Linked DNA regions of Mus musculus: all the other regions are linked to region 3. The links are chromatin loops, found by intact Hi-C in ENCODE. Cell type or tissue: left cerebral cortex. All regions are shown on one strand. Links, peaks and the distances in the headings refer to the core of each region. The heading gives the core; the rest is flanking DNA. Region 1 overlaps Agk (acylglycerol kinase). Region 2 overlaps Agk (acylglycerol kinase). Region 3 overlaps Tmem178b (transmembrane protein 178B).

Region 1 (10,349 bases), core at 6,507-9,006, 150 kb after region 3:
GTCAAAATTATTAGTTGACAAGAAAGATAGATATATAGATAGTCACTGAAGTCTTGGTGGTAATATAGAAGAATTGTCATGTTGTAATTATAGAAAGAATAATAGAATATTAACATTATTAAGTCACCATTTTGATAATTGAGTTTACGATGAGATCATCAGTAGAAACTGAACACAATGCACGATATCTATAGGGAAACAAATCTACAAGCATTCTCCAGATTATCTACTTAGCCGCTAAAGGGGTAGGTATGGATTTGAGGTAGAGAAATCTAGAATATGCTACTTTCATGAAAAGAAATGACAGTATCTGCTTTCTGGGAAGAAAATGGTGCCATGCCACTATATAGTTCTGAGAGTGGTGCCATGCCACTATATAGTTCTGAGAGTTGTGCCATGTCGCCATATAGTCTCCTGCCCCAAATGTCAGCTAATTTCAATCTAATCACTTGATAGTAATCAGAAAAAGCCAAACTGTGTGTCATTTTAGACATTTTAGTCTGTCTTGCTTTAAAATGTTAATATTAAAAAAAATCCACAAAAGTAAGTAGTCTGTTCAAGATGAAAAAGTAAGACTCTTGTAAAGGATACTGCATTTGAAGAATGAAAACCAATCGTAATCATGGATGTTGTTCGGACAAGTAAAGATACTTGTACACAGCCTGAATTTTACACTCTGCCTTTTACCTTTGATTCCTTGAGAGTGACTCCCATGCAAGTTTTTGCTCGGGGGAGATAATTGCTTCCAAAAGTTCTGATCTCTACAGCAGCAAATCTAGCAACACTACAAAACATACACGGGGCTGCAGAAGAGCACTGGCTGTTCTTTTAGAGGAACCAGGTTTGGTTCTCAGTACTTACATGCAACAGCTCAAAACTTGCTGAAAACTACAGTTCCAGGGAATCTGATGCCCTCTTCTGGAGATGTGGGCACTGCATGGACATGGCACAGAGCACACAAATAAACACACATAGATAAAAAGACAAACATGAGATCAGACTACAAGGAGAAGACTGGCAATGGTGACTTTAGGTGAGAGGCATAAGTAGTATACATTGTACTATTTAGAGTTTTGCCTTACATTATTTTTCAAAATAAAAAAACAGGATGAAAGAGAAATGGTTCATTAGCAATTTCTAAGTTTTTGTCAACATTTGTTTAAAATACTAGAAAAAAGATATATTTTTTTTTGACAGGAGTTAAACAAGTATTCTTTTTTTCATCTAATTAAAAAGAAAAAATAAAGCAAATGTCTCAATGGCAGAGTTGTAGAGTTGAATCACACTGCAATGGTGAACCCTGTGTTTGCCCACATCCGACCCTAAGATGCGCCTGCTCCATCCTGGATGAACATGTAGTGTTCACTCAGTTTTTGATTTTGTAAAAATTGTAGGGATCTATACTGTGCCATGATCCCAAGTTTAACCCTGAAAGTTGCTGTTACACTGGTTGAGCATCCCTAGTCTGAACATCTAAATGCCAAGTGTTCCCAAATTGGAAGCTTTAGAGAATTCCAGATTTTGCAGTGTTGATGTGGGTAGGAATGCTCAATCAGTAGTTTTTGCAAATATTCCAAAATTCAAGAAACCCAAAAATTGGGAATATTTCTGGCCTCATGCCTTTCAGGCAAGGGACACTTAACCTATATGCAGTTTACTAGTATGTCTTTATAATTGGTGAACTTGCAAGTTTACAACCAAGTTTCCTTTTATTTTTCTTCATGCAGTGATGTCTAGACTTTCCATCATGATCTCATTAATCATAGTCTAAATTGCAATTGATCTTTTAGCATGTAATCAGCTAAGTTGTTTTCACAAAACATAAAGACGATGATTAAGTAGAGATTTTTATATATAAAGACATTGTTGTAAAATATGATTATTACCAAAGGAGGTGAGTGAGGAGGTACTTCGAATAACCCAGTGATTTAGTATTTGTTATATATATGTTAGAGGTAATTGCAGAATAAATTGAATGTAACTGGAAATTCTTACTATGCTTGTTAAATATCTCTAGTCTTAATCCCCTCTCTCATGTTCTGATCTTGTAAATTGATGTCAGATTTTTCACAATCTCTGTATATTAATGACACAGCCCAGGAAGCACAAACATTTTAATCAATTCTTAGAAAATGTGGAACAGTAGCTTCTACCCTAGTTTCTGAGGAACCAGTTTGGTTTAATTGATTTTTTTTTCTTTCTCCTTATTTCTGAAAATTGCTTTCAGAATGTGGAGAAAATCTCTGTCAACAAAGCCTGACATCATAGACAGTGCTTAATGTCAGTCTTTCCTTCCATAAGCTCCACGTTACATAAGCCGGAGACTGTTCAAAAGTACAATAAATCATGAACTAGAATTTAGCTTGCACTGTTCACTGTGTGTTCACATCTTATTTTAAATGTTCAATTTGATAAGGAAATCCAGATGTGTTTCCTTATGTGACCTATTTTAAAAAAAAATAAAAGAACACAGATAGTCAAGAAAACATGTTGCCTCCATCTTCAAAGCATATTCAGAGACCAGCATCTTGCCTTCACTCTCTTGGTCCCACCATGGTCACCTTCACCTTACTTCAGAGCCCTCTATGACCTTGCCTTACACCCTTGCTTCCTTGTGGTTTGTTTTCAGCAGCCAGAGTGTGAGCAAAAGTTAGAGCACATCACAAGAGATCACCTGTGCATTGCATGGACGCTGCACCTGTCAATTAAAAAGCCCATAGCTTAGGCAGGAAGTAGAGGTGGCTCAACTGGTAGTGTTATATCTCCCTGTTGGTTGTTGATGCCTTACTCTTAGGTCTTTTATGGTTTCATATGTGAATTTCTTTTTGTATACATTTTTGTACGTGCTTTTTGAGGTTGGAAATCTATTTTAGCTCCATTTCTTTGAATTTGTACTTTAGTTCTCAGGCTAAGCACTCTCCATAGCCTCTTCATACTTGAGTGCCCTAGCCCACAACTCTCAAATGAAGAACGTTCTTCTACTTGGCACTTAGAGACAAACATGTCCTTGTGATACCAGTCAGCTGGTTTCTCAGCAGCACCTCTTTGCTTGCTTTGCATTCCCAGTCCCTGTCCCTCTCCCTCTCCCTTTCTCTCCCCCTTTCCCTCCCTCCCTCCCCCTAGTTCATTCTCGCCATTGCTTATATGAATTTGGGGAGCAGAAAAGCCAATCCACTGCATGAACAGGTACACAGCAAAGGAGTGAGAGGTCCATGTCTCCTTCCTAGGAATGTGTGTGTTTCTCACAGATCTCTTGCTTGCCTCTGGCACAGTGAAATGGGAGTGATACTAATGCTGGGATTACAGGAGCCCTTGATCCCATGAGCACAAGATACAGTGTGCTGTCTCTAAGACCTCTCCTCTACCCCCAGGTCTTAATTTTGGCTTATGTTAGCTGTGGTGGAAAAGTGATGGTATGGGAGAATCCAGGTTGGTCCTTCTGTTCTTCAGCAAACCAAGGAGCTGTGTGTAGTATTGTGCCTCTTCTTAGAATGGGGTTGGGGGTGCCTTGTATCTATCAGTTTTGAGCTGTTGGAAGCTTGCGGCTCCGATTGCAGCTAATATGTTCCCTTAATTTGTGAGAACTGATACATAAGATTGCATCGGCTTTAAAGTGTGGATCATTCAAGCATTCCTACCATGTATCCATAGGGCTAATTGCTTTAACATTTGAACTTACATATAAAATGTTTGGTGTGATGAGATTTTCACATACCAGTGATTTCAACATTTTCTAGGTACTTATAAATTACTGTGTGCACAAATCTAAATCAATTGTATTTAACTTCCAGGGTGAAAAAGAACAACCTGTGTATGCAATGACTGGCCTCCGGTGGGGATCTTTCAGAGATGCTGGCGTCAAAGTTAGCAAGTAAAGGATTACTGTGTTTCTATGTGATGAGTCCTTAAAAGTTTTATTCCATCCTTGCTGTTGAGGTTTTTAAATACACTGGTCTGGGAGTAAATCTTCTAGGCCTGGAAGTTGAATTAGGTATTGATAATGCAATAGGAACAGCCAGGTAAAGTTTGAATTCTATAGTCAGAAAGGATAGGGAAAGGTCCATTAAGAAAAGAGTACATATCTATTTGCAGACACATTTGCCATAGGTTCAAACAACAGAAGGGAAACTGGCATTGCTTATCACACAGCAGCAACATTCTTAGCTAAATCCCAAGGTGTTGCCTGGACCTCAGCCTCAGGGAGCCCGTAGAGTCCTAGTTGGTCAGAAGGCTGCGTGCAAGGTATGTGAGAACACTCACAGGTAGAGAGACTAAGGGCTGCTCTCTCTTACAGGAGATGGTTGTCAGGCTTTGCTGACAGGAAGAACGGGCTCAGGAAGAGTGATTAGTGGGCCACCACTGGCTTTCATAAGCATAGGCTTAGTTTTAGAAACTTTCGTAGGTTGAAACTTCTGGCTCTGAAAGAGGTGTGGAGGGGTAGTGTCGTTGGGCTTCTGAGGCAGGACTGAAGCAGACACCAGGCAAAGTTCATCTCTTTTCTGGTGGAGGCATCCTCTTTTGCCTACAGCTCAGGGTTTACAGTTTTAGTAGAGTTTATTTGTGTGATGGTTGCTCTCATGTACTGCTCTTTCATCCGGAACCTCTCTTGCAGTTCAAGGGCCAGACTGCTAAACTTTCCAGAAATCTCTCCCACATTTCATTCTGTTATCCCCGGTAATGAAATTCCTGACAGTGGAATGCCAGTAGGGGAGGACTGCTGGATCTCTTTACAGGACACAGCCATTTGCAAATGGGCCGTGGTTGTATTGATTCCACAGATAACCTTGTGCTTGATCGCTCATCTCAGATTCCCACAGCTCACAGAGAGTAACTGCTTAGCTTCCTCTGAGAAAGTCTGCTCTGAACAAACTGCTTTCCCAAGTGTTCTGATCAACAGTTCAGCACTAGTGCTGGTCAGCTGTCTTAGGAATAGCTCATCTGCTTGTTCCAACTCTGGTCGATGAGTTTCAAAGTCTGTGGGTGGTGATATTATACCTTGGCTAGGACTGACCACTGAGTCACTTTTGGAGTGAAATAAGAAACATTCCCTTGCTAGCCATAGGAAGACTGCAAGCATTGTGTCAACATTTACTACTGGAAAAAGTGCAAGGAACTGCTTAAACTTTAGAAATAGACCACCCGAGTCAGGGTGTTTCTACTTGGCTAACTCACAAAAAGAGAAACCAAAAAGCTTTAAAAACACCATAAAATATCAAATATCCAAGGCCCTGGTAAATACTACCACAGTATCAACGTGAGTGATAATTTAGCGTGGCTCCACATTGGCTATAAATTTTTATTCTAGGAAATTAGGTCATTATCCCTAATGAACAGTTCTTCTGTGTTTTTATTTTTAAACCTTGCCCTTTCTTTGGCTGTTCTGCCTCTTCTAGCCTAACGTTCTTTTTTCTGATCTTTGATGTGTCTAGATTCAGTCCGTTTCCCAGTTCCTTCTGCCCCACCTGTGCTTTAGCCTTTGTACATTTCTCAGTATGGCCACACTCTAATGCTGTTGTAGTCCTTCCTGACTTTTCTTATCAATAGTGATCAGTTTATAGCAAAACATATGCAGTCACTTATAATTTACTATTATTTGGAGTCTGTTATCTTCTCAACTCATAAGCCCAAAAGTAGGAAGTTTATCCTGTGTTCTTCTATATGTTTATTCTTTCTACAACTTTCTCCATCTGTGTAACAAGAGCTAACTAAAGGCATCCTACCTGAATCAGTCAGGATCAGTAAAGTAGCATGGGTGTTGTCAGAGATGAGTCTAAAGAGTGACAGCCACATCACTTTCTAGTTGCAACTAGGCATCTTCCTCTTTAGTAGTTTTCATGCACTTAGCAATATGCAATAGGTTTTCACTCTGAGACTTGCACTTGCCATATTAAAGCTATATAACATGAATAATATAAATATATACTGGTTTATGCATGTGTGTGCATTTTGTGTGAGAGGGGCCACGAGATACAGGATACAGTCTTGATTTGATAATACACTCTCTCTGTGTGGCTTTATTGCTCTCTCCTTGTGACTCTTTGATTGTATACTCACCCTATTCTGTGGGTAAAAGTCTATATTATAACGACTTATAAACTTAGGGGTCAAAGAGACGTAAGCTCTATATCTCTTATTAACTACAGGAATTGTTCTGCCATCTAAGTGTATATTCTTAGATGTGCCATTAACATTTAGGCTCAAAGTGTATTACTTTTGTGTTATGCCACAATCCTTAAGCCCCCAGAGCAGCCGATTACAGGAGAGGTCCATTCCTGATGATTTGATTGTCTTGGATGCTATCTAGCACTTGAGCAGCTCTTTTCATTTTTATTCTTGGTTTTTCTTAGGTACTGGTATCTTGGTCCACTAAAAACCAAAGCAGCCCACTTTTTCAGCACTCTTCAGGTAAATGCAATTTATAATATAGAACACGACCTTTGTTAATTTGATGTTTCTCTGTCATGTCTATATTTGAGATATTAATTCTTTACTACAGACCCATATCACGTTTTCCAATACTAAAATGGGCGACATTTGACTTATATAATTACAGAAAACATTCTTGTTTTGATAGACAAGTACCCCTCGTATCTATCTGTTTATCTATCAATTACCCCGATGTCTGTTTCTTTCTCTCTACTTATCCATCCATCTATCCATCCATAATTCATCATTCTGTCTATGGCCAAACCTGTGTTTGCTTTATCTTGAATACTTGCCTTTGTTTTTCATTCACCCACCTTTACCAGATAAACCTTGAACAGAGTGAGCAAATGCCTACATTATTAATATGTGTATCTATAGAAGTACCTGGCAGTGAGCTGAAGATTTGTAATGAATTATAGATAAATTAATTATATAGGCTTGTATATATTATCAGTAGGTTTCAAACTGTTTTGGTTAAATAAGTGTAGTACTTATTATATTCGCCAGTACTGTATAGAACACTTCCCTCGTCACAACGCTCTGCCAGGCTGTGCTCTCTTTATAATAATACGTTAAAAGGTAAGTAATAAGGCCTGAGGTTGTAGTATAGCACAGTGATAAAGCACCTTGCTCAGCATATTTAAAGCCCTGGGTTTGATTACTAATGAGAGAGTAAGGAGGCATAGAAAAAAAGTTCAACAATTTCATATTAATGAAAAACCTAAAAGAAAAATCACTCAATAGGTGAGCTATATACTCTGTTTATCTTTCATGCAGATCAAAGCAGTATAGTTATAATTTATGTTGGCTAATCTGAAAATTGATTGTGAAAAACTAGAATCCAATGTTAACATTTGGAGTTATCTGATTTCTTCTAATTATAAAATAATATATCCTTTGAAAAATGTAGCTCTAAGAAATTCCAGTTGGATTGAAAAAAATTAAAAGAAAAAACTAAAAGTTAGTAAAATACTTGGAGTAAATACAACATAATTAAAAAAAATTGAAAAGGCAAGATTGTTCTACTCCTAAGTTCAAACTGATTAGTAAAAAGTGTTATTGTTATAGAGAATAATTTCACTGGTTAAGTAGCAATACCCTGGGAAGCAGGAGCTGTATGTTTAAATGGTGGCCTTCTAGATCCTATAAACACTTTCCATCCATTGCTTATCAATTGCTTATTTGTAGCAGAATTTTTCCTGCCCAACTAATTTAAATATTAATACAACAAGAAGCCTGTGATTGGACGGGGAAAAGAGAGGCAGAGCTAAGAGTTTCAGAGACAGGGACAGGGACAGGGACAGAGAGAGAAGGAAGGAAGATGAAGGAAGAAGAAGATCCAGATTCCATGTGGCTTTAAATAGCCACATGTAGCTATGAATATCATAAAAGTATAGAATAAGTGGGATAATTTGTCTAATCTAGGTGGTCAGCTTGTATCTTTATCAATTGGCTCTGATATCATTGTGTGGCCATCTTGTGAACTGAGAATTTATTGATATATAAATCTGACTGATTAATTATAAGCTTCTAGAGTTTTGATTTACTGGGTTAAGGGGATTTGTGACAACTAGCCACAGGGGGTAGATGGCTGAAAAGATACAAGCAGCTCTGAGGCAGGCAGATGGGAGCTGGGAAGACCACAGACTGGGGCTAACCTAGAGTTAATAGGAAGTGGTGGTGGGGCATACCTTTAATCCAGCATTCAAGAAGCAGGAGCAGGTGAATTTCTGAGTTTGAGGACAACGTGGTCTACAGTGTGAGTTCCAGGACAGCCAGAGCTACACAGAGAAACCCTGTCTCAAAAAACAAAACAGAACAGAACAAAACAAAACAAAAAGAAAAACAAGAAGAAGAAAAGAAGAAAGAAAGAAATGCAGACAGTCAGGGTAGAAGGTTTCCTCTTCAGGAATCCCGACTTTAAAGAGAAGACAGAAAAGGCTACCCTGAGAGAAACAGGAAGACAATAGAGCAGTGGCTTTTAAGTGAGCAGATAGATGGCTGTGTTTTCATATACCCAGAGCAGGGGAGGGAGGAGCAGGAAGTGAAGAGAAAGGAGACAGAGAAGATGACTGAGTTGGCTAAGCACATACACAGACAGGATAGGATCCAGGGTTCCTGCACGGGGGAAGGGCTTCCTTTGTCACTGAGACAGTAGAGAAGCAGCAGTTAGGACCAAATGAAAGTGACATTGGAGAGAACTAGGACGTTCTCCCTGATATGCTTTGAAAACTGTTTGAAGCTATGCTTCTGAAAATGAAGCAGGAGGACAGGTGATAAAGGCGGCACAGAATATTTAACCATAAGAGTCTAGAGACTCTGCCAGAGCCTGAGGGTCTGTGATGTCGCTGATAGGCTCCTCTAACTGGTTTCTGTCTATACCTGCAGTATGATTCCCCCACTCTCCAATAAATGTTAAGCCCTGATTTAGGGATCCCTCCTTCCTTTACACACACACACACACACACACACACACACACAAATAATAATAATAACAATAGATAAAAATGTATCATAAAATATCTTGTGTGAGAATGATGGGCTTTGAAGCATGAAGAGGCCTCAGGCTGGATTTGAATTCTGTCCTCTATATGGAGTCTGATACCAGCACTGAAGTAGGTGTTTGATGCAACTGATTTCATTACTTGTTTGTGTGCCATCGATAAATTGAGGGTAAGTTTAGCATAGGACCACTCTGCTCATTCATATTGATTTCTGTTCTTTGGATAAGTAAGTGTAAACAGTAGTTGTCAATTCAGTTTGTTTTTCTCTCTGTTGTATGTTAGGGAACATACACAATCACTATGTTCATGGTTTTTAAGGTAAGGTTTGAAGTCGTCATATTCCCAAGTGAGGAGAATTCTGCTCATTGAAGAGACAATTAAATTATTAGAATTCTGACCTTTGCAGAGCAAAGCCCCCTGTGTTAGGAATTATGTGTACATGATGAAAGCTGTTTTCTTCTTCATTAACAGGAATGGCCTCAGACTCATCAAGCCTCCATCTCTTACACGGGACCTAGAGAGAGACCTCCCATTGAGCCTGAAGAGACTCCTCCCAGGCCGTCTCTGTATAGGAGAATATTACGCAGGCTTGCCTCATTCTGGGCACAGCCACAGGATGGTGAGCAATGTGGTGACTAGATTCCAAGCCCTGTTCAGCTTAGAAGTGGCCTGGAGCAGACTCCCAGAATCAGTACTAGATAAGTTCCTGGTGAATTCAGACTCCTGGGTGCTGTCAGGACAGGCTTCAGTGTCTTGTGACTAAGCACCACCGTTCCTCGTCCTCTTTGTCACTGACATCTGTGCTAGTGAGCTGCTTTCACTTGAGGACGCTTTAGGCATAGAGAGAGAACCTGGTATTTATCCCTGCTTTACAGAAAAATGAAATAAAGAATAGAGTTGGACAAAGGGCTGGGGAAGCTGACTACCAGCAGCTCAGTAGTCTCCCTCCCTCTCTCTACCCCCCCCCCCCCCCCCCGTGTGTGTGTGTGTGTGTGTGTGTGTGTGTGTGTGTGTGTGTGAGAGAGAGAGAGAGGGAGCGGGCAGGGACAGAGAGAGAAGTGTCAGTAGAAACACTGACCCATGTCTGATGGATTCCCACAGCCTCCTCCCGAGAGGTAAGCCCTGAGGTCTGGAAAGATGTACAACTGTCCACCATTGAACTGTCCATCACAACCCGAAACACCCAACTTGACCTGATGGTAAGTGCACTCAGTTTTTAAAAAAATGAATTTGGTGTCTGGGGAAAAAGTGACAGGTGCTTTTCTTGCACTGATTCAGTATTTTTCTGTTTACTCTGTGGGCATAGAGATGAAAGGCTCAAGTAGAGGGAGGGGTGGTGTGCCTTTGAGGAACAATTGCACTGGGAAGTGGTAGCTGAGTGCATTGGGGCACAGGAGCTCACGGATCTCTGAACACACA
Region 2 (10,349 bases), core at 1,179-3,678, 160 kb after region 3:
CTTCCACTGCCTCTCCATTTCACTCAACCTAAAAGACACCTTCCTTAAAGTGGTCTCCAGAGCCCTACCCATACAGATGCACTCTTCCCCACTATAGTCATCCATTTTTCTTTCCCCTACCACTCAGTCTGTACATTTCAGGGACAACCCTACCTAAAGTTCCCTTTGTATGTTTGGCTTGTCCCTAGAAATAGTGTTTTTTAAAGTATGATCTTTAGATTGGCAACATCAGATTACCAGGAAATGGTTTGAAATAAAAATTCTTAGCTTTACAACAGTCCTACTGAGCTAACTCTGAGAATGATAGCAGGTACTGTTTTTTAAATTAACTTTTAATCAACAAATACAGACAGAATCCTGATGTTAATCAACCCTCCAGGGATACCTGTTAAACAGTGAAAACTGCTTCCCCTGATAAGTGTGTTCCTTCCTTTCTGACCTCCTGGGCTTCTTTTGATCAGTCACCTTCTCACCTGGTCTCTCTTTAAAATATTAGTCATTGGGGCTGCAGAGATGGCTGCATAGCATACGAGCATTCTTACTCTTCCAGAGGACCCAGGTCTTCACCCAGAAGCTCACAGCCATCTAACTCTGACCTCCATGGATACCTGTGCTGCATGGACATACATGCAGGCAAAACATACTTCGCATAAAGTAAATAGAAATAAATCCTTTTTAAAAATTGTACTACCACCAGTGCAATCTCAGACTCCTTGTCTGTTTATGACACTTTGTAATATAGTCTGATGTACTTCTAGTATACCCGGTTTCTGTACATTCAGTAATATACTGCTTCATTTTTCTGTGCATTCCCTTCAGTGAAATGTAAGTTCTTTGTGGGCAAAATTCCTTCTGTGTTAACCCAAATATTCTGAGGGCTGATGAAATGTGGCTGACTCTTAGTAGGTAGTTGGATGAAATGTGAAATGTAGATTCTGAGCGGTCATTATGTCAGAACAATGTGTTTTGTAATTCCTAGTTGAGAGATACAGCTGTGCTTTAGTGGTACCTTTGAAACTCAGGCAGTGGCTCACAGAGGCTTGTGTATGCTCTCCTGGGCCTACAAGTTGTGAACTTCCCCAAGAAGGCCATACAGAAGTGTTGGGATTGCTTAACTGAAGGCTAGGCTGGTGCTGCTTGCTAATGACTAGCAGGAAACTGAGGAGGGGGACAGGATTCATGACTCTTTTCATAGCACTTTCTTCTGCATCAGGCTTTCAGAGCTTTGTATGGATAGAACCATCAAGTTTTGCAACCGTTATTGGGAAATAAGTAGGTTGCTATTGTCTGCTCCAGTTGCATTTAGAACATTTTAGAGAACCCAGACACCTGTGGGCGACAGCTTCATTAGCCCAATTTCCAAGTCTTAACATTCCCATTCTTAATCTTTCTAGAGCAAAGAGGATTTTATGAACATTTGCATTGAACCTGACACTGTCAGCAAAGGAGATTTCATAATCATAGGGTAAGTGCCTGGTCTGTAGGAAATGGGGCTTCATCAAGGAACTGGTGTCCTCAAACCTTTCTATCCAGAGTGTGCTGTCTGTCTAAGATGGAGACCTGCCAACGGCCTTGTCTGTCTGGGAATTCTGGCCTTCTTTTTTAGAATGGAGCTGGCATGTGTACTTTTGCCCTCTCTGCTCATTTTGGGAAGAACAGAACGTTAACAGTCTGCCTTTCCATTGAAATGAAAGAATTCGGTGTTTCAGGCCGTGCTAAGGACTATCTATAGTCTCAGGGAGCTTGATTGCCTCCTCACTGGCTCTGGAACTCTAAGGCAGTTGACTTGTCTGAGTCCTTTCTCATCTGTAAAATGGAAGGTTATCATCATGTCTACTACCTGAGGACTACTTGTCAGTCTCAAGGAGGCTTTTGACATTGAGTAGCACTTCCCGGCGACTTTTACTGCGCATGCTATTCACCTTGTTTTCCCATTCCCAGAACATCAAGGACAAACTTGAAAGGACACTGAATATCTACTTGGACATTTCCTAGGCTTCCCCTTTTCTAATACAGTAGACTCTTCCAAGTCCTGCCTGATTTGTTAACTCCTGCCTTGGCTGGAATTTCATTGGCTGAGTATTCTGTAAACTCTCCAGACATCCTCAAAGTATCTAAGGAGCTGTATGTTCGTTCCCATGCCAACCCGTAATCTGCTCAGCCTCCTTTGCTTTGTCCTGGTGCTCCCTCTTGTGCCCAATTTAGGGATTGGACATTGCTCCTGCAGCAACTGTGTCTCCATGGCTGCATCATTATCTATTCCAGCATTGGCTGCAGCACACTTTTCATTAGTCTGTGTTGTTCTCGCCTTTGATACAAATTCTTCAGATACTGAATGGTCCCTTCTGCAGCCTTTGATTACTCTCGCTGTATGGGAAAAGGAAGAAGGAAAAAAAGCCTGTCCCTTCCACAGTGTGCATAAATCGCACAGTATCTTAAGTGCGTCTAGCTAATGGGAGCAGCCATATTCAAATCTCCTTTATAAAACTGACACCCAAACCAAAAAAACCCACTGTATCAATTAATTAAATGGTATTATGTTCAGCATTCTTTAAGCAAGTTTCCCTTTGGTCCTTAAGAGAAGTAAATTTGTGCAATGCATGCATCCACTAAATATCTCAATGAAACCTGATGAAGCTGGTTCTGAAACTCTGATGACAAATTCATACATGAAAAAATTGCTACTTCAAAATAACAAAAGATTTTTTTTTGAGACAAAGTCTCTTATAGCCCATGCTTGCCTTTAACTCCCCAAGTAGCTCAGGCTGGATTTAAACTTCTCCCTCTATCCTTTTCTCTCTTTTTGTATTTACCATAATTAACTAAATGGAGTACATGTGTGTTGAGGTCTCGCATGTTTGTGTCTGATTGCTTTACTCCAAGGCTACTTAGCAAAGGTAAGTGTGCTAAGGAGGCTGTTATCTATGGAGAGTGATGAGAAAATAGCTAAGACTATTTATAAGGGTAAAAGCATTATCTACCCTAAAGCAGAATAAATTGCCCTTCATAAAGGATCACAAGGACCAAGGAACAGAACTTTGATGCTTTCCTCAAATGACTGAATTACATCTTAATTTTTACATTTGAGATGCACAACTAGATAGATAGATGTAGAACCATTTTAAAATTAAGAAAATTGAGAGAAACTTCATGGCAGCTTTATGCAGTTCTCACTCCACAGCAAGTCAGTCAGTCTCGTAGAATGTACCCCAACACTGGTTAGAATCCCAGGGAGACTTGTTCACTGAGCCCTGGTCTCCGCACTCTGCCTTTCTTGCCCTCATCGGTGGGCTTTTCTGAGGTCTATTGCAGTTGCCATCAAAGATTCCAACCTTGCTTTTTCTTATACTAATAGAAGTAAGAAGGTGAGAGACCCTGGCCTGCGTGCAGCTGGCACCGAGTGCCTCCAAGCCAGCCACTGTACTCTGGTTCTTCCTGAGGTAAGATGGACCACAAGCTGTTTTGAGTTGATTTGTCTTTTTCTCCATTTTCTTCCTCTTTCCATATTAACGCCTACCATTTAGGTCCCTTCTGTTTAACAACTCGTTATCAGGTCTGAGTTAAAGGAGACCAGAAAAGAAAGGCAAACGCTTCCATGCTACTGATTTGGAGCAGGCCTCTGAGGCTTAGCGTCTCTAGGCCAAGGTTCTCCCTCGAAGTGATCCTTAGGTCCCTAACCTTTGCTTCTTCATGCCAGGAATGCAGAAGATGTTTATGATAGTATTATCTGAAGAATCTTCCATTTGGTGGGTATCGGGTTTTATCTTTCCTGTAAAGTATGCTATAGAGTACCATTCTTAGAATAACAACTTTTGTAAATAGGAATAAAGAAGTGGCGGTACTTGAATTGAAGGTAACTTGACTGCTGCGGCCCCAGGTCAGATTTACTCAGGCCTCTAAAGAGTTATGGCCATGCTGTTGCTGTACTGCATTGAAACTGTAGGCAAATGCAAGGTGTTGACATGTGTGGCCAACATAATTTCATGGAGCAAATGCTGAATTGAATGAGCTATGGCAGGACTGCACAGGGTCTAATGATACTAGTGTTGGCACATCCAAGTCTGAAGACCCTGAGTCTCAGGGAATAATGAAAATGAATCAGTGGACACAAAGTACCTCTCAGGAGTATCAGCTGCTTTTGCTAAGGAGACTTATTGTCTCTGGCCCTATAATCAATTTATTTTTTCCATAGTGGATATCCTGATTATGTTCTTTGACAATTTCATGTATCTATAATATGTAAATGCTCTTGCCTTCTGATAAATGTTTTAAAATTCTAATATTATTCAAGCTCCAAAGTGTTTCTTGAGATAGAAGGTTTCAAAGGAAAACCCCTCTCTGTGGACTAGAGAGTTGATGCTTCCAGAACCAGTCAGGACTGAGAGGTTTTTGTTAGGCTGAGTCCTCTGCAGACGCTTCCTCATCCAGTAAGGTCCCAGTTGTGCTCAGTACTCGCCTCTCTCTAGGGAACTGAGGGCTCCTTCAGCATTGACAGCGAGGAGTACGAAGCCATGCCGGTGGAGGTCAAACTACTGCCCAGAAAGCTGCGGTTCTTCTGTGATCCGAGGAAGAGAGAGCAAATGCTGCCGAGCACATCCCAGTGAGCGACAGCGTGGCGGGCACTCCCAGGCTGCACTGCAAGCCACCAGTGGGACCACATGGGGGATGTGTGTGCTTCTGTCCCCAGAGGGTCACAGGATCCCAAGGGAATTTTCATGGCAAGTACCCCCAGCCCTCCTGTTTGCTTCCTAGAGCACATACCATGTCATGCACTTGTTTGTGGTCAGTACCCTGTTAACCCTCGCTTTCCTTATGTTGAGGTAGTTGATCCCTCTTACACAGTGGTTGTCTCAGGCTGGGTCTAGAACGTTCTTGTACTCCCTGAGTTGGGAAGGGCTGGAGTTTTGTGATTGTCCCACAGTGGAGAGTGGAATCTGTAGACCAAGTTCCTGTTTCGGTTCTCTGACCGTCCTGGGGCACCCCGGGGAGGCAGCTGCTGTCTCCGGGAGCCTCGCCCTCTTTCTGGGCTCTCTCATGGGTGCTGCTCCTTTGTGAGCTCTCTGCTTTGGTTGGTTGGTCTCATCCGGAAAGCAAATGTGAGGTTGTTCCCTCTTTAGCCATGGCAGACGTATTGTAAAATGCTATTTTAAAACAAACTAGTGCTTCCTCATTGTTAGTTTGCATGTGTACAACTGAGGCGCATGTTGAAAACTAACTGACCTGGGACCTACCCCCAGGTTGACTTTGTAACTCAACCTGGCAGGAAGCTAGGGTTCTTCATTTTTAAAAAACTGCTTCCCCAGGTGAATCAACCATACCGGGAGAAAGTGTTTTAAATCTACTTCATAAACTTAAATGTATTATATATATATATTTTTTAAAATCACATATTTGTGTTGACATCTATTGTTTCCATGGGAAGTTAAACACTTGTCAGTGTACTTACTAGTATTGTGTAAATATTGTTTAAAAATAAAAACTGTTTGATCATTCTTTTAAACATATCCAGTGTAATCTAAATGCACCCCTTATTTATAAAAATTAACTAGTAAACTAGAGTTTTACTATTTGAAATTTTTAAATTATTTTTTTTCTCCCTTGGGTATATTTCTATACTACTGTGAACAAAGGAATTTTTTTCTTTTTTAATATAACATTTTTATTGATTCTTTGTCAATTTTATACATATTTTGATCATATTCACCCTTATGTTCGTCCCCAACTCCTCTCATATCCATCTCACCCCTCCTAATATTATTTTGTCTTATAACCCAAAGTTTACTTTGGTGCTGTCTATATGTTTGTGCATGTCAGGCCATCCAGTAGAGGTTGTTCAACCTACCAATGGCCACACCCGTAAGGAAAAACAACGGCCCTTCTTCCAGAAGCCATCTACAGTCCATACACAGTTCCTCAGTTGGTAGGAGCTATGAGCCCCTCTCTCCTCCACGCTGCACTGTTGACTATCTCGATCTTGTGCAGGCAGCCACAGCTGCTGCCAGCATGTGCATGGAGCCGTCCTGTCCTGTCCTGTCCTGTCCTGTCCTGTCCTGTCCTGTCCTGTCCTGTCCAGAAGACACTCCATCAACCCTGTCCTCTCCAACCTCTGGCTCTTACAGTCTATTCCTACCCTTCTTCCATCATGATACTAGAGTCCTGGCATGAAGAGAGTGTGATAAATGTGATGAAGATGTCCCACTCGTGGCCACCAGTCCATCGACACTTATTCTCTGTACTTGGCCAATTGTTAACATTCTGTATTAACTGCCTTCCACTGCACAATGAAACTTCTTATGAGGTCTGAGATCTGCAGAGACCTGGCTGGTTTGTTTATTTGCTTGTTTAATTTAATTTTATTTTTTTACTTATTAACTTTACATCCTGCTCACTGCCCCTTCCCAGTCACCTCCCTACAACAACCCTTCCCCCAACCCCTCCCCTCTCCTCTGAGCAGGTTGGGACGGGGAGCTCTGGGTATCCCCCCAACCCTGGCACATCAAGTCTCTGCGTCTAGGTGCTTCTTTTTCCACTGATGCCAGACAAGTCAGCCCAGCTAGAAGAACATATCCCACATACAGGCAACAGCTTTTGGGATATGTCAAGGACCAGGCTTAGCTTGGAGAGGGGTTCTCACAGAAGTGGGAGCAGTGCAAAGAATGACTTGAAGTCAAATCATGGATCCAAGCTGATGACCTGTGTTCTGCTTGATATAGCTTTTCCATTCTGCTTCTATGTTCCGCTTTCTCTCTGTCTCAGAGATTTCTGTGTCTATATTCTGCTTGCTTGTGAGTGTGTGTGTGTGTGTGTGTGTGTGTGTGTGTGTGCGTGCATGCTTGTGTTTATGTGTGCTTGTGTGTGCATATCTCCAAGCAGTTCTCTTTTTATCCTAAAAATTTCTCTGGATAGGTCATTTCCTGTGGAACAAAGGTCCAGTCTTTTATTTTACCTATCAATCCTGTCCAATCATTTACTCAAGGTTTTCCTTTTGATTATGAATCAGCATCCCTTGACTTCAGCCCTTTGAATTTTTTTTTTATTTAAGGCATTTTTTATTAGATATTTTCTTCATTTTCATTTCAAATGCTATCCCCAAAGCCCCCTATACCCTCCCCCCCACCCTGCTCCCCAACCCACCCACTCCTGCTTCCTGGCCCTGACATTCCCCCAGCCCTTTGATTCTTAGCAGACAGGAAGCACACATTTTTTTTTCCTCAACATTGCAAAAGAATTCAGAGATCTGTCTACCTTTGTTAAGCACAAACAATAAGCTAGTTGGGTGGGACCCTGTCCTGAAATTACCATTTCCACCACAACTGGGCCTAGATTTGCTGTGTCCCAGGCTGACCTTGAACTCAGGAATCTGCCTTCATTTGTACCTGCCTATCTTTGTATCTTTCTGACAAACTGACTCATAATATTTGTTCCTTTAGATTTGTGAGTGCCTTATAATTCATATTGCATCCTTATATTTTTACATAGTTGAGAAATTCTATATATTTTGAACCCATGTTTTTAGAGATCTCTCTACATCCTTAAAGACTATCCTGAAGGTCCCCTCGTTTACCATTTTGCTGAGACATAGCCACACCCTTGACTCCTGGACTTGTGCTGTTTTTCATTATTATGGAGTTATTAACGTTAACAGGGAAGACATTCATTGGAAGGAAGAGTCCTCCACTGCTAGTGGGTCCAGAAAATAGGTACATTTTTACACAAACAAGCTTACACCCACAGCAACCATCAACACTTATGGATTCTCACACCAGGGCCTTGTCCTGCCTAGTTCCTAGGCAGGAACCATGTCACTCTGTCCCCACCAGGGCCATGCCAGGCTTGGCAGGGATAGCCCTGCTCCAATTGTTTGGGACCCATATGAAGACCAAGCTGCACATGTGCTACATATGTGCTGGGAAGCCTAAGTCCATTCCTATATGTTTTTGGTTGGTGGTTCATTCTCTGAGAGCCCCAAGGGCCCAGATTAGTTGACTTTGTTGGTCTTCCTGTAGAGTTCCTACCCCTTTGGGGCCCAGAATTCTTCCTTCTGTTCTTCCATTAGAGTTCCCCAAGCTCCATCCACTGTTTCGACTATAGGTGCTTGCATCTGTCTGTGTCAGCTCAGATAACATGCTCCTGTCTGCAAGCATAACATGCCATTAATACTGTCAGGGATTAGTGCTTGCCCATGGGATGGGTCTCAAGTTGGGTTGGCTATTGGCTGGCCATTCCCTTAGTCTCTGCTCCATCCCTTGTCCTTTATTTCTTGTAGACAGGCTAAATTTTGAGTTGAAAGTTTTGTGGATGTCTTGATGGCTACATTGGGGTTCCTGCTTGGCTACAGGAAGTGGCCTCTTCAGGTTCCATATCCCCAGCTAAGTGATTTTACCAGTTTATTTTTATGCTTGCCATTATCATTTATCATTTGCTTTTCATCAGTAAAATGTGTAAATCTATAACTTAAGTATTAACTTATTACCGAGCAAATGTTTTTAACAATTATTAGTATACATTAGAAGAAATAATTATTTGAATAATTATTTTTTTGTAATTACAGTTATGTTATTGGGATGTTCTTGTTCCTAACTTGTTTATTTACCCAACATGTAAATATTAGTTCTGGTGAGATAAGGATATCCAGTGTCAGTTACATTCTTTTTTAATTTATTATTTTTGAGCCCAGAAAGTAGATGACTATGAATTCTAACAACTTTTTTATAATTGCTTTGAAATTAGAGGGGAAAAACCATACTATTTGCATTACAATTAATAATGATCTTTCAGCTAACAATTTGATTCTATCTTCCTCTAGTCTGCTGCAAGCTGAGAACTGAAAGCACTTGCCTTTCTAAGGAGTTGCTACCTGGTCTTTAGGATGGTTTACTTTTAATACTAGCATGGACATTTCCTTTGCTAGTGCCCGAAGGCCTTGAACTCTATCTAGAAGGCCTGCACTGTGACTGAGCCTTTGTCATTGTGAAAGGGAAAGTGACACCCTTAGCAGCAGGAAGTGCAGAAAGATCAGAGTTAAATATAGACAGTAATAGACCTTTTCCTATGTGTCCCATTGGAGTAAAACCAGTGTATGAACGGAGTGGACACACAGCACCTACAGAAAGTTCATAATTGAAGATCATGAAAAATAAGGCTACCTATGCAGTTGTGTGTGCTTATGCTTTAGCAACAGAGGAGTCTGAAGGTCGGCGTAGACCACTTTGTGCCAACTGGGGAGGGAAAGGCACTGCTATGGTGTAAGGAAATAATAGAATATAGTGTTAGTTCTTAAGACACTGTGTAGCTGCACATTCTAACCATAACATCCATGGGGCTAGGGAAGGCTATTAGACCCACATTATTAAATGCGTTCTGTTAATTTTGTTTTCTTTAGTCAGTTGCACTGTCTGGGTTTGTTTGCTTTTTCATTGGATGGTCCATCCCTGCATTGTGCACATTTAATAACAGGTATACAGATGCTCAGCTCTGCTGAGATTGTAGGGATCACCTCCAGGCCAGGAGTATCAGAGCCGGGTGTGGTGGCGCAAGCCTTTAATCCCAGCACTCGGGAGGCAGAGGCAGGAGGATTTCAAGGCCAGCCTGGTCTCCAAAGTGAGTTCCAGGACAGCCAGGGCTACACAGAGAAACCCTGTCTCAGAAAAAAAAAAAAAAAAAAAAAAAGAGTATCAGTTCTTATAATGCCCCTAAGGCATAGATTGGGTATGACTGCCCCAGTTAGAAAACAGAAACCTAGCTTTGCAACCAGTGTTAACAACTCACTTTATACTGGTTTAAAATAACTCTCCCTATAGATATACAATGTGCATATTTATCAATATATAATGCTCTGATAAGAGATTTCTGAAATAAAATATCCTCTTTCTTAAGTCTAGAAGCTTCCTGTGGGGATTAAAGGTACAAGGTCCTGGTTCTCTGACTTTAGTTTCCATTATGTGGAGAGTGTTTATCCAACTGCAGCCTCTCACAGGACCAGCTAGAGCTCCCCAGTGTCTGTCCTTGTGTCTGTGAGTAAAAGCAGCCTTGATCCCTTGGGCTCTATCCGTGGGCTAGGCCATCGGCATTCCTTCCTACCAAAAACTACATGGTAAAAGATCACAGCACACAGGCTCATGTTAAAATGTGAACTTTAATTGTAAAAATTTCTTTTGTAAATATAGTTATTATCAACCTCTGCACATAACTTGGTTCAGATATATACAGATATGATATACACAGGTGTTAACTTGTACCACAGAAAGAATCAATTCAAGAAACATTTACACTTAGCCTTGGGGTTAAGCCCACCTTCCTTCAGGTCTGTAAATAATACTCCATTGAGGACACAGAAAGGATACATCGGT
Region 3 (10,349 bases), core at 4,873-7,372:
TGTCATGTCAAGCATTGTTCCCCTTAAGAAACTTGGGTAGAATTGCCTTCTGTCCCAAGATGCCCAGTTAGCCTTATGGACCACTGTTATGAGAATGAGGAGAGAAGAGAAGCAGGCAGGAAGATGGCATGCTCTAAGTGGCTTTCCTCGTGGAAGCTCACGAATCACAGTTTGAGAATGTTCCTTTCCGCACAGCTGTAGCTGCCTGCCACTCCGCTCGGTTGAGAAGCCAGTTGGATCCCACTAATTCTCAGCTCTAAACCAAGGCCCAGATGGATAAGACGCTGCAAAGATTCACATGGAAAAATATGTGTTGCTACACTCTTCACTCGTTTCCTTTCCAGAACTCTTCTTCCCACTCCGTGTGGATGCTCATACCAGATCTCCCTTCACTGTGTAGGATATGTCCAAGATCAGGTGGGCAAAGCAGTCCAGGCCAGCGGTTGCTTCATCTGTAGCACTTGTGTTCCCAAATGAGCGTGGCAGAAGAAAATGGAATGGGTCGTTCTTAGCTCTTTCTGCAGTCAAATAGTTTGAGGCTCAATGCCAAAATCAAATATTTGTCAAGTGCTCGAGACCTTCAGATTAAGTAATGTAAAATTCCACGTAGAATTGCTTCATGAATAGGAAATTAATTTGCTGTATATATTAACATATTGATGATCAACATAGTATGTACATATTAATATATTCGTTGAATATATACTTATACATATACATATGGATACACATTTGTGTATAACCCCAAGAAATACAGAACTCATAGTGACTGAGGTTGGGATTCGATGACTGCTCCTGAATTCATCACTGAGTCCACAGTATGGCTTCCTCATGAGAAAGAGCAGTGGTGGTGTTTTAGCCAAAAAAAAAAAAAAAATGAAGGAGAATATATGAAATGCATTCATTGTTATCATTGAATAAGTAAGTATAGGTAATCATCAAGGCTCCCTCAATCTTCCAGAAGAACTTCAGGGTCAGATTCTCTGCGGCAGCACTTCTACACTCCTCACTTTGCATGGTTACTCCAACACTCTTTGTAATCCTGGAAACCTTGAAGCAGCACAAACACTCGTCAGGGGAAGCATGCTAAATGTGGCACTTATGGTGTAAGCTATTTTCTAGTTAAGATTTCATGGGTCTTGAAGATCCGGCTCAGTCTATAAAATGCCTCTTGCCCACCCTGCATGAGGACCTGAGTGTGCATCTCCACCAACCACATGAACACCAGGTGTGCTAGCGCACATCAATGGCCACAGTCCCTGAGAAGCAGAGACACATGGGTATCTGGAGCTGACTGGCCAGCCAGGCTAGCGAATCTGCAAGTTATAGGTTCAGTGAGACTCTGGGTCAAAACAGAGATGGAATGCGGTTGAGGAAGATACCCTACATCAACTTCTGGCCTCCACATGCATGTGCACATGTATATGCATTTACACGGTCGGGGGGGGGGGGGAGTAAGAGGGAGAGAGGGGGGAGGGGAAGAGAGTGAGAAAAGAAATTTAGATATGAACATTGAATGCTAGTAAAAGCTTGTTTAGTGGTTGAACCAAGGTGCAGAACAGTTAAGATAATTCTGTAGAGAATACAGAAGTTAGAATATCTGAAGCCTATCACTGTAGATAAGTGGTTGGGAGGAGCAGGAGCATCAAGCAAGAGGACTTGGGACATCTATTCAAATAGTATATAAATCCCTAAATGCATTTTAACTTTTCTCTCCGTCACTGTGTAATTGAGAAAAATGAGCTCAAAGTAAGATTTTGAAAAGGCCCCTGAGTCAAACTGTGTAACTCTTGTCAACATTTGTCCTAAGGCTGGTCCCTTTTTGTATTCCCGGTGAAGCCCACTGATAAGTCACACTTCACCGGACCCAGTGTTGACCCGTGACCCCTCAAGAGATGGTGACCCATAGGGATTCAAAGACAAATTCTTTTCCAAGAAAGTCAGTGGAGTTTAGGGTCCCTGATTTGGAAATAAGCACAGAATCTAGTGCCCTGAGTATAGTTCCCCTGGTTTCTGTTGAGAGCAGTTGCTCTGGGTTGGCATTTACCCTGGGCTGAGGCCACAGAGAATGAACTTGCTGACAGATAGAAACAGCCGCTGCAGTTCCTGCCTGCCCTCAAGAACCATTTTCCTCCCGCCTCACTAAAGGCTTTCCATTTCTAATATTATACCTTACATATAGAAAGCAATTTTAACTTCTCTAAGCTTTTTCACATGTATTATTATCGCTCTTCAAAATAATCCTGCGGAGAAGGTATTATTCTGATGCAGAATTTCTGAAAAACTAAAAAAAATGCTTCCTGAAACCCAAGGTACCAATTGAATCACAAGTAGGTATAGTTCAGGCATGGGTGTGTGAGTTCCTGCATGCACAACACACACACAGAGAGAGAGAGAGAGAGAGAGAGAGAGAGAGAGGAGAGAGGAGAGAGAGGAGAGAGGAGAGAGAGAAGAGAGGAGAGAGAGGAGAGAGAGGAGAGAGAGGAGAGAGAGGAGAGAGAGGAGAGAGAAGAGAGAGAGGAGAGAGAAGAGAGAGAGGAGAGAGAAGAGAGAGAGGAGAGAGAGGAGAGAGAGGAGAGAGGAGAGAGGAGAGAGGAGAGAGGAGAGAGAAGAGAGGAGAGAGAAGAGAGGAGAGAGGAGAGAAACTCCAACAGATGGAGATTCACAAACACCTCTGCAATAAAATCATGGTTTAAGTGGCATTCCAGAGACTAGGTGGATCAGGTACATATCCATTTCATTTTCCTCTTAAGTTTCAAGATCTACATTAAAAAAGTAAAATATAGAAATATATGAAATGAAAACTCCATAGGTTGAAACCCCCTTGTGTATAATCCAGGACACACCTCCACTACCTGGCCCTCGAAAACCTCAATCCAGCTGGACACAAACTAAACCCAGAGGCAGCTTCTAGGTGGTTGTTGAGTTGCCTGTTTGAGATAGTGGAAGCTTTTGGGGTTCAGAAGAACTGTGGGTTATCTTGTGTAAGGTGCACTGGAGGAAAAGCCCCTTAGGATGTAACTTCAGGGACTCTGGGTAGCAGATGGAAAGGTCTGAATCCTGGCAACGACCCTTCGACCTTGGCCATTTCTCATTGTAAGGAAATGCTCAGCTCATCCCTCTACCTTTGATCACCCCGCTAGATGTTTTCACAAGTGCTTAAAGGGTGACTTTAGTGTAAGTGCCACCAGGGCCAGCGAGTTTGTAACAGCATCTATGTATTTGGGCAGGTATGAGCACAGGCAACACAGGTGAGAGGGGGTTACAAGGAACTCAGCACTCCAACCAGTGATCCTTTCAAATGGGTACATTTTGTGTCTGTCCTAGCTATGGGATGGCCATCAAGTCTAGAAACAGGCATTTTTGGTGCACGCACATGTGTGTGAGTGTGTGTGTGTGTGTGTGTGTGTGTGTGTGTGTGTGCAGAGGCAGTCTGGATGGGCCAGTTATACAAACAAAATATTTTTTCAAAGCCACGTGGGACCTGGAGAAACAGATTAGCAGTTAAAAGTGCTTACTGCCCCTGCAGATTATCTAGGTTCGGTTCCCAGCACCCATGTGGCAGCCCACAAACACCTATAATTTCAGTTACAGAAAATCTGATTTGCAATTTGGGCTCTGCCAGTCCCAGCACACATGGTATATACGTGCATACATGCAGGAAAAAAACATGTATATACATCAAATAAAAATTTTTAGCCAGGTAGTGATGGCACACACCTTTAATCCCAGTCCTTGGGAGGCAGAGGCAGGTGGATTTCTGAGTTCGAGGACAGCCTGGTCTACAGAGTGAGTTCCAGGACAGCCAGGACTCCACAGAGAAACCCTGTCTCGAAAAACAAAACAAAACAAAACAAAAAATCAAAACAAGTGGCCAACTCTATTCTCTCTAGAATTGATGCCAGTCTATGAATGACCCAGTTATTATAGCTGCTTGACTTGGAATGCTGCACTACTGTAGCATAAACATGCTGGGATACAGAACAGCCTTGTAATATAAAGATATAGCCTCGGGAATAAAAAGAGAAATCCTGTCCTGGGTGTTTCTGGGTTCTGCTCCTGGCAGTGTCTCAGCCTGGACGATTTTCACGGCTTGCAGAAGAGGCAACGCAGGTCTCCTCTCCTTGCCGCACGCTCCCTTCCCAAACACGTCCAACATCTCTTGCCTCATCCCAGCAAGTCCCAAAGGCACCTTTGATGTAAAACCCTGTGACCTGCCTGTTGATGGCTGATGATGCAATGGTGTATAATTCAACCGTAATTTATATTCCTTGCAGGTCTGAGCATAGCTATAAAAGTGTTCTCGAGAGCTGAATGCTGCTGGGGCGTTTAATCTCAGGCAAGGAGGGATCCAGTGTTCCTCAGCTTCCCGGAATGAATGCTCAGTGCTGGAGGAGGGATCCTCCCTCCCCCCCCCCTTTGCTGATTTGCACCTCTAAAGTTTTAAAGATCAAATGGGGACTGAGGGGTGATCTTAGGGAACAGGCTGCCTCTCAGGCACCCCATCCTGCATGCCTACAAGGGCATTTCTGCAGCAGCAGAGGCCTTCTCCCTCACAGGAACAAGGGAAACAGGCCAGGGCTGGGGACACAAAGACGTCATCCCTCATTCCTGGGAGCAGAAAAATGTCACACAGATGGATCTTTAGCTCTAGAAAGCTGGAGAAATTACATGCCAGTGAGGTTTTGGGCACATCTTGGTCACACAAGAAATAGATATTTGGGGAAATGCCTGTGTACACAATATGTAACTGATCTGGATTCTTGTAAGAACCCTGGGCCTCGGTTTCCTAGGAGATGGCTTCTTGAATTAGTAAGAGCATTCCTGTTGCCTAGCCCAAGGCCTACATTTTGATGCTATTTCTCCACAGGGTCCATTGCTGTGGCATTACTGCCATGGCTTCTCTGAGCATCCTTAAGGGGTGTGGGACCACATGTGATCCCCTCCCTTTGCTCTGTAGGCTAACAGCAGCTAACACAGAGGCGACACCATTTTGTTGGCCTTATGCACCTACAATTCATGTTCAGAAGTGGCCTGAGTGAGGAGTTAACACTATGGTTGTGCCTGCCAGCTTGAAAAATGTTATATCATGCTTACTGACCATGGTCTTATCCCGCGGTACCGGGATGAGATGGAAGTATTATTGGGCTGCTGGCTAAGTGCTCTTGGTAACATTTCAGGGCAACAAAAGAGATACCTGTTCCAAAACAATGCAGTCTCCAGATGGGAATTTCTTAACATTGGCAACACATTCCACAGATCTGTGTTTCCGTGTTGTCCTGACTGAGGCATGGTACTTCCATGATGCAGTCACTACGGTCTGCCTCTTGCCTCCAGAGTAGATAACACTACCCTGAAAATTTCAGTAGAAAGTGTGGCTAGTCAGTCTGCTTAGGGCTTCTTGGTGTTGGTACAGAAAGTCTCACACCCTAGGTACTCCATCCTATAACTCCTAGGACATCTGGGACAGTTGGCCACACTGGAAATGTTGGCACCATTTTTCTATGGACTGGGTTTTTTTTTTTTAAAGATTTATTTATTATTATACATTTTACGGGTGTTTGTGAGCCACCACGTGGTTGCTGGGATTTGAACTCAGGACCTTTGGGAGAGCAGTCAGTAGTGCTCTTACCCGCTGAGCCATTTCGCCAGCCCCTGAACTGGGATTCTTGACTGGATTAAAAGCCAGATGGACACCAGTATCTTTCTCCCCCTCCCCCTTCTTGACTAAGACTATAGTAAGCCTAGCTGCCTTATATACCTTCTACCATGCCTACCCTGCTATGATGAACTGGGTGTCAAAACTATAAGCCCAAGTAAAACCTACCTTCCTTAGGTTGTTTTTGCCAGACATCCTTCTATAGCAACGAGGAATGTTAACTAATGCAGCTTCATATTGATTTTGTAGTCAGCAATAGGCCAGGTGCATGACACTGAAGCTAAAAGATCAGACTGAAACTGAGAAATTCCTTTCTCCTGTTCCCATACACTTTCGTGGTATTCTTGCAGCTACTATTGCATAATGATGCATTTCTCCAGATGTGCGTACGCTGTAAAGTGAAACGTATAACTTCCTCAAACTGAGTGCTTATTTGACTCATGATTCAGGAGGCTGCCAAGTCCAAAACTGTGGCACCAGCCTTTGGTGAGGCCTCCCTTTTCTGCATCACAGCAGGGTGGAAGACATCATCTGGCCAGAGCAAAGCTGCTTATTCAACTTACTTTTCCTCTTTCTTTTTAAAAATTGTTTTTAGACATTTTATATCTGTGTGTAGGAGGATTTTGCCTGCTTTCTATGTCTGTGCACCAAGTATTTGCAGTTCCCACAGCGACCACAAGAGGGCACCAGATCTGGGACTGGAGTTACAGAAAGTTCTGAGCTGCCGTGGATGCTGGATGCTGGGCATTGAACACCAGTCTGCTAGAAGAGTAACCAGGTGCTCTTAGCTGCTGCGCCATCTCTCCAGCCTCTTCTTTTCACGAGAACGCCACTTATCTGATTCTAATTACTCTTCCTGCAGCTCCACCTTTAAATATACTTACATACTAGTTTAGGGATTCCCTTTCCAGCAGTTGAGTTTTGGGTGAAAATGTGCGCACGATAGTGTAGGAGTAGCACTGAGCTCTCTGTTTTCCCAGAGGAACATGCCATGTTCCTGGGATGGGAGAGCTCAGTCATGTATTAGGGCAATTTCTGGCCAGAGAAGAGCAGTTTGTTGCCAGAGTGTGTGATGTAGTCCAAGAGGGAAAGCAGGAACCTGCAAGGTGAAAACAAGTGAAAGCTGACACACCTGGGAAGACTGCAGGAAATAGCTAGGAAAGCACACGAACATCTGGCTTCAGGGCAGCTTGGAAACCCAGAGGTATCTAAACAGGAGGAGGCTGTCAGCTAGCGAGAGAGAAAGCCCGATTCTAGATAAGGCAGCCAGAAACATTAACTGGAGATGGTAGTAATGGGAAGGAGGTGAAGGGGGAAACGGATTTGAAGTAAGAACAGGAGTTGGGAATTTGGGCAGGAAATTCTTCCAGAGGACTGATGTTCGATCCCCCAGCATCCACTTGGCAGCTCAGAACCTTCTGTAACTCCAGTCCTGGGAGATCTTGTGCCCTCTTCTGGCTGCTGTGGGAACTGCATATACTTGGTGCATAGACAAACACGCAGGCAACTCGCCCCCTCCCATATCCTCCTTTGCCCTTATTGGACTAAAGGGCATCATTTAGATCAACAGTTTTTGAACCCTGAACTAGATTGTCCTTTTGGTAGCCAGGCATTGACAGGGCTCAGAGACAGGAGCATGCAGCACAGGGTGGGTAGCTGCAAAGTGGCGTTAGATGTGTGCTTCCTGGAAGAACTCTGAGATAGACAAGAGAGGGAGTAGGCGCTGTGGGCGAGTCAGCCACGGTAGCACTCAGACATACCGCCAGTTGCTCTCCTGGGCTGTGGCTTCCTGCCTGCAGGTAGAGTTTACAAATAGGGGCATCAGACAGTATGGGTCTGCGGGTTGGCACCGTCTGCATGCCAGCAGGTCTTGTTAGTGTAAACTCTCAGCGTAGCTTCTTGGAATGGCACCATATCTGATTCTAACTGGACTCCTGAACTCTGAGCCCGGAGCAGCAAGAATCCTGGCACCAAGAGGCTAATTAGGTTTTATTTCTCATTCCTACCAGCTGGGACTGACTGGCTATGGCTGGCTGCCTAGAGACTGTGTTGAGAAGTCAGAGACTTCTTGCAGGGCCAGCAGGCAGGAGGGTTGAGACTGTGAGACATTTCTGCCAAATGTATGGGCTTGTCATTAATAGAGCAGCCATTGGACTTTGCTGTCTCAAGGATGGCCCATGCGGCGGCACACCTAAAGCATGTCGGTGGTCTTTAACTGGCGTTCGTCTTGGAATGCTTTCTCCCAGTGAAATTTGTCATGGAAACAGATCGAAGCAGAGCTCTTCTGCTCAAACAGAGGAGAAAGGTCTGGGTGTCTCTCACGCTTCTCCCCTCTTTCCTAGTGGCAGTTCTAAAAACATCTACACATGAAACTATTTGAAAACCATTAGAGCAGGTGCTACTTACATGAAGACAGGGACGAGATCTCTCTCTCTCTGTCTCTGTCTCTTTCTGTCTCTCTGGATGACATATGAATTGACAACCAGAAACTCAGGGCCATCTTGGGCAACAAATCCCATGCAAGGGCCCAATTGTGAAGCATGCTTCTCTAGTTTAAAATCACAGCACACTTTTTAGCATAGCTCAAATGTAGGACTGTGTGGTCAAAGCCAGACAATTACTCTGGTAGGTGAACAGAATCCACTTGGGATTCTCCTCATGGAGAAAAGAAGTCTAGGTTGCATTGCTAGATGCTGTTGAAGGTTTTTTAACAGGATAGACATAACATAATTTGGCTAGTTTTACGTTTTCATTGGTTCTTATATAGGGCAGAAGTAGAAGTCAAAATGCCAGTGGTCTATTATGGGAGTTGATATAACATGGAACCCAGGCTTGGGTGGTAGCATTGAGCACCTTACAGCTGAGAGGTGTATTGGGTATCTAGCACTTTGCTCTCTATTAGACATGAAGCCCCGGGACCAGGGTTCCTGACCAGGCTTGCCCCCTGCTTCCCCCGGAAACACTCCTCATCCAGTACCACCGTCTACATTGAAGTTGCTCTACCCACTCCACTCTGGGTGTTTACAATCCACTGGACCCTGCTACACCAAGTTCCCCAGAGAGGAAACATTTAGTCTCTGCTTCAGCTCTTTGATTTCTCAGAAGGAACCAAAGGCTCAGAACTGATGACAACAAGCCCAATTCCCTCAGTCCCCTGTCTGGTGTTATGTTTGCTTTATTCTTGGTTTTTCATTCATGCATGGCTTATATCTCCATTACATCATAAGTTGCTTTTTACTTTCATTTTAATTAAAGACCCTTTAGAGCAGGGGTCATATCTTATTCTCCCTTTTCTCTCATCAACATCTAGTACAGTAATTGGTCCAAACAAAAGACAAACAAATGTTGTTGATTGGCTGTTCTGGTTCTATGAAGCCCACTGCCCAGCAACTACCCCTACCCCACCCACCATGGCAAAGCCACTCCTTTCCCCAGGACTTGATGTTGCTTAGCAACCATGTAGACCCCATCCTCACCCTCTGCAGCTGCTGCCTGAATTTGTATTCGGCAGGCTACACTTGTAGGCACTAGGTATCAGCAGTGCAGAGAGAGCTCCACCCCAAAGGGAAGGGTGCATTGAGGGTGGGGACTTTGTCCTTCACTGTTTTGCTATAACCAATACTCGATTGCCATTGGAATCCCAATTGCCTTTCTTGACTCCCGGCTTGCCTCTCACTAAGTGCTCACAGGGAGTTGAAGGACAAAGTCTGCAGTATACTCTGTTTTTCCTTTAGAGTAAGTGGAATACAGACTCATTTCTGAGGTCTCCCATGTATGTCCTGGCATCTTTCTCCCACGGTGTGGATCTTCCCTCCCACAGCTTGTCTCCCAAAGTCCTTCATTTGTTTAGTGAAGAGGATGGTGAAGCCACTGAGGACGAATACCTCTGTTTTCTAAAGTTTTTATGAAGTCCTATGTGACCTCTGACACTGCCAGAGATTCAGTATGGAAGGTGCTGACCTGGTTTACATCTCCATCTCAGGATTCTCCGTCGCATGGTCGATCCATGATTCCTAGTGTCCAGAATGACCCAAAGGCAGGTCGGATTTGAACTTAACCCCACTGTGGGATGGTGCTTCATACTGTACTGTGTGTGCATAATATTATCAAAAACCCAATCTATCCTGCCTTAGTTACCTTCCTATTGCTTGATCAAGCACCATGACGGAGGCAACTTAGAGGAGGGAGGCTCTATTTGGGCTTCTGTTCCGAGAGGGATAAGAGACCATCACCATCACTGTGGGGAAGCCTGGCAGCAGGCAGGCATGACAGTGGGAACATTAAGATGAGAGCTCACATCTTAAAATGAAAACACAAGCAGAGGGAGTGACCTGGGAATGCCATGTGGCTTTTAAACCTTAAAGCCCACCCAGTGACATATTTGCTCCAGCGAGATCACACCTCCTAAACCTACCCAGACAGTGACACCAACTATACAAGCATACAAGCACCAGAGGGTAAGTGGGGAGAGGATTGTCACTGAAACCAACATATATCCTAAATCTACATGTTAACAAGTTCTACAAATTGCATACTAACTAATGAACTTACAGGTCAGCAACTGGAAGACTATCTGTAGTACTCAAGGCATAAGCAGGCAGCTTTGGTCTGTTAGAACTCAGATTGAATGACATTTATGTCGAGGTACATCCCTCTTTCCTCTGCTAATAAGCATGCAGTTCTGATCTGG

Evidence for each region. Peaks named below come from ENCODE experiments on the same cell type or tissue, not always from the same donor. Only the 100,000 strongest peaks of a DNase experiment are listed, where the experiment ranks them.
Region 1: it touches region 3 in a loop (2.1-fold over the local background); 19 of 42 quality-filtered maps call a loop at or near these places.
Region 2: a loop joins it to region 3, with 9 times the contacts of the local background. A loop is called at or near these places in 19 of 42 quality-filtered maps.

The regions. Positions count from the first base shown.
Region 1 is chr6:40,377,413-40,387,761 of GRCm38, forward strand. Agk (acylglycerol kinase) reads left to right here. Exons shown (of 16, transcript NM_023538.2): 10 at 3,792-3,871; 11 at 6,348-6,405; 12 at 9,402-9,549; 13 at 10,032-10,129. Among named protein-coding and RNA genes, the nearest start is that of Dennd11, 54 kb to the right of the region's middle. In left cerebral cortex, for the core only: no CTCF peak of the experiment used is centred there; no DNase peak of the experiment used is centred there.
Region 2 is chr6:40,391,259-40,401,607 of GRCm38, forward strand. Agk (acylglycerol kinase) reads left to right here. Exons shown (of 16, transcript NM_023538.2): 14 at 1,395-1,465; 15 at 3,356-3,440; 16 at 4,467-5,504. The coding sequence ends at 4,604. Dennd11 (DENN domain containing 11) reads right to left here. Exons shown (of 9, transcript NM_001356375.1): 9 at 10,117-10,349. Among named protein-coding and RNA genes, the nearest start is that of Dennd11, 40 kb to the right of the region's middle. In left cerebral cortex, for the core only: a CTCF peak has its summit at 2,196 (motif pointing left); a DNase peak (open chromatin) is centred at 2,156; H3K27ac peaks cover 361 bases.
Region 3 is chr6:40,229,926-40,240,274 of GRCm38, forward strand. All of the region lies in intron 3 of Tmem178b (transmembrane protein 178B), which reads left to right. Among named protein-coding and RNA genes, the nearest start is that of Agk, 90 kb to the right of the region's middle. In left cerebral cortex, for the core only: CTCF peaks have their summits at 6,335 (motif pointing right) and 7,116 (motif pointing left); DNase peaks (open chromatin) are centred at 6,329 and 7,136; H3K27ac peaks cover 620 bases.